2 separate regions of the Mus musculus genome follow, and region 1 is linked to region 2. The links are chromatin loops, found by intact Hi-C in ENCODE. Cell type or tissue: heart. All regions are shown on one strand. Links, peaks and the distances in the headings refer to the core of each region. The heading gives the core; the rest is flanking DNA. Region 1 holds the start of Ubr2 (ubiquitin protein ligase E3 component n-recognin 2). Region 2 has its middle 26 kb from the start of Bicral.

Evidence for each region. Peaks named below come from ENCODE experiments on the same cell type or tissue, not always from the same donor. Only the 100,000 strongest peaks of a DNase experiment are listed, where the experiment ranks them.
Region 1: it touches region 2 in a loop (3-fold over the local background); 1 of 42 quality-filtered maps calls a loop at or near these places.

What each region holds. Positions count from the first base shown.
Region 1 is chr17:47,008,957-47,013,341 of GRCm38, forward strand. Ubr2 (ubiquitin protein ligase E3 component n-recognin 2) reads right to left here and starts at 1,576. Exons shown (of 47, transcript NM_146078.3): 1 at 1,186-1,576. The coding sequence starts at 1,263. In heart, for the core only: a CTCF peak has its summit at 1,727; DNase peaks (open chromatin) are centred at 255, 1,215, 1,595 and 2,215; H3K4me3 peaks cover 2,399 bases; H3K27ac peaks cover 2,544 bases.
Region 2 is chr17:46,855,519-46,859,903 of GRCm38, forward strand. It overlaps a transcript of Bicral not described here. Among named protein-coding and RNA genes, the nearest start is that of Bicral, 26 kb to the left of the region's middle. In heart, for the core only: no CTCF peak of the experiment used is centred there; DNase peaks (open chromatin) are centred at 1,303, 2,263, 2,413 and 2,933; H3K4me3 peaks cover 3,721 bases; H3K27ac peaks cover 3,791 bases.

The sequences.
Region 1 (4,385 bases), core at 102-4,101, 150 kb after region 2:
ACAAGAATACAAAACTTAAAACTCACCAGGCAACAGTGGTTTGTTTTGTTTTGTTTTTTTTAAATTACCCCCACTTCCCTCTCATTTCCTCACCCAAACTATCTTCCTCTGGTCTATTCACTCCAAATATTCATCACCGACGGCACATCCCAACTACTGACCCTAACATCCTGTGTGATGATGTGTTAAATAAAGAGTCACTCATTTCCTGGGAGCTTTTTCAACTGGAGGCCTCTGAGACTAGGCTCCCAATTGTCTGAGCTATTTACAGTCACCGTGGACAATCTGTTCTGATAGGTGTCCCCTGCCCTCACTGGCAAAAGATGACGCTGAGTTTGTTGAAAGTTGTTGTCTTTGTAACTTTGCTACTTGTATCGGCGCTTGTTGATACTACATTTTAAGTCTTTACTGTGTCTGAATGGCTTAAGTTTAGGGCCTAAGGGTTCCTGATAGGCTGTGATCAACGCTATCATTAATGAGCTTGCATCTGTTCACCAAAGCTGCTTTTTCAAAGTTATATAACGTTTGTTCTCCGTCCAACTTTTCCCAACTCCTAGAAAAATTATGTATTTTTTTTTTTAAATCTGCCAGCCTCCATGCTTAGCAAACGTGTCGAGGCACCACTACATTACACACAGGCACCAAGGTTACCATCTAACGAAATAAACAAGTGCAAAACAACTTTTTAAAAAAGCACCGAGGGGGTAATGTTGGACTGTGCTGCCTGCAGCCTGGGTAAACTCCCCTCCCCGCCCCCCAGCAACAAAGTTGGAGCTGGGAGAGGATAGAATCCTTCGGCGCAGACACTGCTCCGCTTATCCTAAGAAATGGCATCAGAAGGTAAAGTAGGGCGCTTATACGACAACGTTAGGAAGCCGCTCGCTCCCATCTTCCAACAGCCAGCATATAGGGCAAAAACCCAAGTGTTGTAGACTTAATGGAGAGTGAAGCTAATTAGGGATAATGAAAGCTCTGTAGTAAGAGTCGCCGCGTATAAGGAGGATCTGAGCACCGAAGGCGCGGAGCAGGCTCGATGGCCTCCTGGGTCCTTTTCCCCACGGGACATGGCCAGCGCCGCTGTTAGCCGAAGTCAGTGGCGGGCTCCGGGATTCCCAGGACTCTGTTCCTCCCCCGGGGCGCGGCCTACGAGGGCCGGACGTAGCCCTCCCGGGCTCCCGCACTCACCCCTGCGATCTCTTCGGCAGAACATTCCAGCAAACTGCGGTCGATGGCCTGCACCTCGGGCTCCATCTCCGACGCCATCTTCTCTCCTCCTCCTCTCCCCGGGTGCTCTCGCCGCTGTCGCCTCTCCCCGGGCCTCAGCTTCGCCTCTGCTCCCGCAGCCGCGACGGTCACCCCTGTCCTGGGGCCGTCAGTCCCGGGCCGTCCGGGCTGCCGCCGAGCCGAGATGCGCGAGGAGCAAAGCGGGACGCGAACCTGCAGCGGGGACGGCAGCCGCTTGCGCGCGCGCCCGGGCTCGGCGCCCAGAAGTCAAGTCGCCTCCTCGCCCGTGACCGGGGGAAGGACACCGAGAACCCCAGGCCTGGCACTCCGGACAGCCACTACCGCGTTCAACGCCAAGAGAGGGGCAAAAACACCCAAGCGAGGGAGCAGGGCATTCTGGGTACTGTAGTCGTCCCCTGAGCGGCCAGGGAGAGAAGCGAAGCCTCTAATAAGGAGCGGCACACGAGTATCATGGGAGTTGTAGTCCATCCCCTGGCGGAAGCCTGGAAAAAGACAATTTAGAATCCGTGAGAGGGGCTTGACACCAGAAGAACGAAATAACGTTTGAGATCTCGTCTTAGTCTCTTAGTCCTATTTATTCTTGTCATTTTTTTTTTATCTCCCCAGCACCAAGAATAATCATTCCTGGCGCGATAGACACACAGCTGTCTGTCAAAAGTCTGGTATCTGATAAACCCTCAATTGTCAAAAGAATGAATGAATCGCGCGTTCTATCCCGGAGGTTCTAATGCCTTGTCATCCTGGCACTAGTCACCGAGGTGTATTTAGTACCGAGATTTTGAAAAGTTTTAAGGTACAATTGCAAGACATTTAATTTATGACCATTGATTGATATATATCCTTTTCTTTCCTTAAGTCTTGTTGCATCAGAAAAGGCGTCCAACGAATCAACTTAAAGACCAACTCTCAGAGTCAGACAACCCTGGAAGCACGCGCTTACTTCCGCGTCCAGCCTGCCTACTCCTGCGGCTGCGCGGAGGGAGAGCCAGGGCTAGAGCTGCGACTGCCATTGTTTTTTGCAGTTTCTCAAAAGGTCAAGGAAAAAAAAAAAAAAAAAAAAAAAAAAAAGACTTTAAGGTTCAATGGCAGGCCACAAAGCAACAGAAGAAATACTGGATATTTTTTTTTTTTTAGCTGCATTGCTTTAAGACTATACTGACAGAAGCAGATCTAAAAGCAGACCGATTGGAGGCTTATATACACTGACTGTAATTTGTGACATGTATTTGAATATCTTTTAAATTATCTTCGTGGAGAAGATTAGGCTCTCACAGATGACCAGACAAACCCTAATTGCCCTGTAGGAAGAGGCTGGTATCTTGTACTGGAGTTGTTAGGGTTAGACCTTGGAACCTGCGGCTCTAACAAGCTAGGCTCAAGCATATATCCTCAATATAACAATTAAAGAGATAAGCAATAATGAAGAGACAGAGAAAGGAGACTTATTCGATATAGCCACATTGGGGAGAGGGACAAAAAGGTCCAGTGACCATCTGCCCACCCTCAAGTTCACTACCTTTCAGAGTCCTGACATGAGGTTTAGTTTTAAAGAAAGGGCAGCCCTGGTCAAGGTGTGGTCCTAGTCCATCGCTGGTCCATCATTATCTTGACTCCAGTCTCTCTTGCAAGTTGTAGAAACTGTAAGACACCTCTTTCTGGGAGGCAAGCTCAAGCTCTGGTTGATGCCAGACTCCCCAGCCTTTTCCAACTCCTATTACTTGGGGGGGCCATTGTCTTAAAAGCCTGGTAGCCAAAGAGAAGAGCACAAAATGGTGGTACCTTTGTGGTTAGGGAACACAAAGGCATTAGATGAGCTAAAGTCAGGAGTGGGACCCTGGAAGAGCGTGTGTGGCGGTCTGGATGAGAATGGCCCTTCAAGGGGCTCATATATTTAAATGCTTGCTTCCCCACTGGTGGAACTGTGTGGAGGAGGTGTGTCACTAGGGGAGGGCTTTCAGGTTTCAAAAGTCCTAGCCCTTTCCAGTTAGCTCCTACCTCTGCCTACTACTTGTGGGTCAGTTGTAAACTTTCAGCTACTGCTTGAGCGCTATGCCTACCTACCTGCTTCCAGGCTCCCCCACCAAGATGTAGACTCACTCTCTGAATCTGTGAGCTGCAATAAACCCTTTCTTCTGAGATCCACCCTCACCTTCGCACACTCCTACCTTCATGCCCTTCTAAAAATGATCTAATGGCTCCATTTTCAATTCCCATGTACTCCTAGGCCTGTTTTTAAACAGGATCTCCTATGTAGCCCAAGCTGGCATGGACTTGGTACCTTCTTGACTTGGTCTCCTGAATGACGGAACAGCATTCACCACCATACCCAGGAACATTTTTATTCTTTTTTTTATTTTTTTTCCATTTTCTTGAAAGATCTCACTATGTAGACCTGTATATCCTGGAACTTACCCTGTAGATCAGGCTGGCCTCAGACCCACCGAGATCCACCTGCCTCTGCCGCACAGAGTACTGGAATGAGAGATCTGTACCCCCACACTCAGCTTATTTTCCCCATTTTTGTATATGTGTGGATACATGCACCGGGAGATTAGTGATGGGAGTCATCCTTATTCCATGAGGTTGAGCGTGTCAATCAAACTCACAGCTACAGAGATGGCTAGGCCTGCTACTAGCTTGTCTAGGGATCCCTTGTCTCTTTATGTGTTGGGGCCGGCCAGCGGCTCACATGTCCAGGTTCGAGCCTGGAAGGCATCTTGGAATCTGGAAGAAAAGAGGGAATCTAGGCGGCGGGAGAAAGGATGGAGCTAAGACAAGATTCTGATCAGAGCTCAATTTTAATATTTGGGAACACGGGGTTATAAAGAAGGGGGAGGGGCCCATTCCCGCCAAATCATCTTCCGGAGTCCAGCTGCAGGTGACCACGTGAATACTCTGGAACAGCTAGGCGGCAGGCGGTAGCAGTGGGAGTGGCAGAACGATAGGGTGGCAGGCTCCACCCCTATGATCTGCTGGTGATAACAGTCAAGCCTGCTCAGCTTGATTTCGGGCTGAGGGGGGGAGGTGACATTTATGGAGGATTGTACCCACTTGGCATTTATGTGGGTTCTGGAGATTTTACTCTGACTCTCATGTCTGCACGAAAAGTGCTTTAATGACTGAGCACTCTCCACAACCCT
Region 2 (4,385 bases), core at 98-4,097:
CCTGATGAGGCCGGAATTTCAGTCCTGGAGGTGGAGTGCCACGCTAAAACTGACCACAGCTCATCTTGGTAAATAATGGAGATGGCAGATCTGTATTTTAAAGCACCTCCCAGTTAATTCTGATGGTCAGATTCAGTGTGGAACTTTGTGGGGGAATGCAATTTTTGCTGCTTAAAATGGCTACTAGCCTGAACTAGATTAATAAAAACAGTCTGTCATGAGTAAGCCACAAGTATTTAAAGCACTAAACACTTTCTGGAAGTGTTCAATGTATGGCAGTCCCTAACATCCACTGCCTACCTACTGTATTCAGACACAAAGAGCACCACACACTGTGACTTTTAACCACTAGAAAATTAACTATTTCCATCTCCCAGTGCCTCCAGAGCTTCCCAGACCTTCCTCCTCTCCTGTAACGTTTTAAGACCTCTACACACCTGCCCGGTATTTATCTATATAAGGAAACTTGGTTTTTACAAAATGAAAAAGTATGCCGGGCGGTGGTGGCGCACACCTTTAATCCCTAGTGCTTGGGAGGCAGAGGCAGGCGGATTTCCGAGTTCGAGGCCAGCCTGGTCTTCAAAATGAGTTCCAGGACAGCCAGAGCAATACAGAGAAACCCTGCCTGGACTGGACTCCCCCCATCCCCCCCCCCCAAAAAAAACCAGACAAAATGAAAAAGTACACTCTGAAGCTTAACTGAGTTTCTTCGATCAGAGATTTAATTAAGATAGTCTATGAAGTCCATTGAAGGCCCAAACTAGAAGTCACTTGCAACCGTCTCGTCCCTGCATTCTGGGGACCAGATCCAGGTCTGTTTGACAAAACAACCAACTAACTACAACCGGTTTAAATGAATTACAGTTGGGCCGGGCACGTTCCGGGAAGGCAGAACGACCCTGTCCTTAGCGTTGTCAGCTGGGGCTCTAACCCCCAAGAATCAGGAAAACCAAGCAAGGGGGTCCCCAAAGTCTTGCCCTCGGCCGAGCCTGAAAGACTATGCCGTCCATCCCGAGATCAAAGAGGAAAACACGGGGGGGATGAGCGGAGGCAGGGAGGGACGCCATCAACCAAGGAACCCGACCACATCCCACTATTTTCGGCCCGAGACAAGCGACCGAAAGCAAACCGTCACCACCTCAGCCCCTTCAAGCCCCAACGCGGCGAGCCAGCCTTTTGGGTCTGGGGGTCTCCGCGGCCTCGGCTCCATCCTCGGGAGCCGGCGGCCCGCTCCTGGCTCCCGGACTCCGGGAGCCGCCCGGGCCGCGAGGGAAGATGGCGGCCGCCGAGCAACTGCGCCACCAGCCCTGGCTACAGGCCAGGCCGAGCGCCATCTTAGCGTCCTCCGGCCCGCCGCCCCCACCCCCAGAAGCCGCTTTCGGGGTGACTTGGGAAGCCCTCTGGGCCGGGATAAAAAAAGCAAAAAAACAAACAAAAAAAAAAAACCCTAAAAAACAAAACCAAAAAAAAAAAATCAAAATTAAAAAAAAAATCAAGACACAATAAAAGGATCACCAAGGCACAAAAAGCGCTCCCCGCCAGCCACCGCCCTCCGTCCCGCCGCCTGGCAGGGGCCTTGCGGGTGGCCTCCGCACCGGCGAGCCGAGCCTGCAGCGGGGACGCTCGCTCGTCCCCGGCCTGGGCCGCGGATCCTCGGCAAGGCCTCGCGTCTGGCCCGGCAACGGCTACGACAGGCCCGGCCTGCTCCGCGGCCCAGGCCGGGGATGAGGCCTAGGGAGCCGGCGGGCCTCGCGGTGCCCAGGCCCCAGCCGCGGCCTCTCCCCGGACGCGCGGGTGCGGCGGCGGGCAAGAGGAAACCGCCGGGGTGAAAACGTTAAGCGAGTACCCGGGCCTTCCCTCCCGTCTCCTCCGCCGACGCGGGCTCCATTTTCCCCCCTTCCGAGAAGCACGGAAAGGCGGACTCCCCACCCGGGAGCCTCGGAGGCAGCGAGCGGTAGAGAAGGGACCGAGGGGTCTGTGCGGATCGAGCGGCGAGGGGAGGAGATTTGGAGAAGCTGAGTTTTCTCGCCCGGCCGCCGTCACTCCAGGCCCTCCCTCGCCCCCTGCTCGCCGCCCCGCCGCGCCGCCGTCCTCCCCTCGCCGAGCCCCGCTCCCTCCTCCGCGGCTCCCCGGGCGGCTCCGGGGGGCGGAATACACACACACACTCGGCGCGCACACACACATACACACACACACTCGGCGCACACAACTAATTTGAAAGCGGCTCAATCAATGAGTCATTAAAAGGCTCCCCTCCCCTCCATCCCCTCCCCAGCGCCAGCCGCCACGCTGCCACCTCCCCTCCTTTTTTATCCCACCCCCCCTTCCCGGGCTCTCCCACTCCCCGCTCCAGAAATTTGCATCCGCGGATGGAGGAGGGGGGGGGAGGAAGAAGAAGAAGGAAGGGGGGGAAAATAGGCAGGCGCCAGGCCCCCCACGCGGCCGCGGCGCCCCCCGGCCCCGGCCCGCCCGCGCCCCCGCCCGAGACACTGAACTTGGTCTTCCCAGGGCCCTGGCGGCGCCGGGAGAGGCATCCACACTCGATTCCCCTTTTCTCCGTGTCCATTAAACATCCACCCACCACCACCATCACCCACCCACAAACCCACCCCCCCCCCAAAAAAAAAAAAAAAAAAAACACAGCCTTAGCCAATAGCTCTCTGGGCTGAAACCTAATATCCTGGTTTTGGCAACTCGGTGTTTAATTTGCTCCTCTTTCTTTTCTGTCTGGCTGGAGATCTATCTCCAGCTCTCCTCCTCTCCTCTCCTCTCCCCCCACCCCCTTCTCCTTCCCTCGCTTCTCCCCTCCCCGAAGGAAAAAAGAGGCAGAGGAAGGAGGTTGTGTGTGTGTGTGTTTTTTTTCTCTCTCCTTGAAATTTTTATCACAAAATTATAATACACTCAAAGGGAAACTCACCGTCATGAAAAAGCAGTGCCTTGTCAACGGGGTTTCTGCGCCATCGCACCAGGGGCGGCGGCGGCGGCGGCGGCGGGCGCGGGGCGCGGGGCGCGGGCGCGGGAGCTCCAGGCCGAGCGGCGCCGGCCACACGCGCTCCGCTCTCTCTCTCGCTCACCCCCGCGCCGGGCGGCGGGCGCCCGCTCCCCGCGCCCGCCCGGCCTTCATGCTCTGCGCCCGGGCAAACGGCTCGCCTGCTCGTCTACCTCAAACTTCGGTCTTGCCTAGTTTAAAAAAAAAAAAAAAAAGATTAGGATTTTTTTAATTAAAAATTAAAAAAAATTTTTTTTCAAAAGAAAACCAAGCTCATAGACTGTTGATTTCTGTTTCTTTTGAGAGAAAAAAAATGTGTGTGTGTTGGGGGAAACTTTGAAATGTATTGGGGTCGATTCAAGAAACAGGTTTGTATCCCGCCTCCCCCTCCCCCCACCCCCATCTACAAGATGTGTGCTGATTCTCCTTAGGGGCCCTGTACACACACACACACACACACACACACACACACACACACGTTTTAGCTTAAATTGGAGGCGGGGAGGATAAACAAAAATTGATTTAGAAACTCCAAATAGAAGCAACCACATAAGAAAAAAATTTTTTTTTGCATATTTATTTAAAAACTAAAGCATCGGTGGATTTTAAGTTGGCCGATAACTGGGTTAGCCTTTAGTTTCTCATCTGCTCGTAAACTCTACAACATCCCTTTCCACTCTGAAATGCTGTGCAATCTTATCTGTGAAACGTACCTTAAGATTCCAGAAAACTAGTGACTAAGGAGAGAAGCTAAGTACTCCTTGGCCCTCGCTATTTAGTCTGCTATCTTTTCTATTCATGTTTGTGGGGGTTGCATTAAATCACTTCCATTCTTAAAAAAAATGAAGCTACAAAACCTTTTAGCACCATTTGGTCCAACCATAATTACCACCTGTTTTAAATTTCAAATTGTTGACACTTCTTAAACCACCTAGTAGTACCCGAAACATAAGTATTCATTATGAGAGTTCTTTGCAGCCTAACTACTAATGCCCAAATGCCCACACAATATAGCAAGGAGGGGGTTTAAAAAAATATCAGAAATAGGTAATAAGTTGTACAAGAATGTAATTCATGCTTAAAGATACAGATTTAAGCCTTGATCCCCCCGCCCCATATTATTTGAAGTCAGTTGGTGAGGTTTTGTTGATAAACATATCTGGTGAGTTCTAAATAAAAGTATCACCAGATTTAAATTCTTTACAATATTGTTTGGTTTGTATAGCCTTTACTAGAAGCAAAAGCCTCTGGGCAGAGGTGGAGATGCTGTCCAGTGAGAGGCAGGGCTAAAACATGCTTTACTGTGTGACTGTGTGACCGCAGTCCTGGGTTCAGCCCCAGAACACCCACACAAGTCCTTTATGCACCTTGCTTACTTATATAAGCATAAAATTAA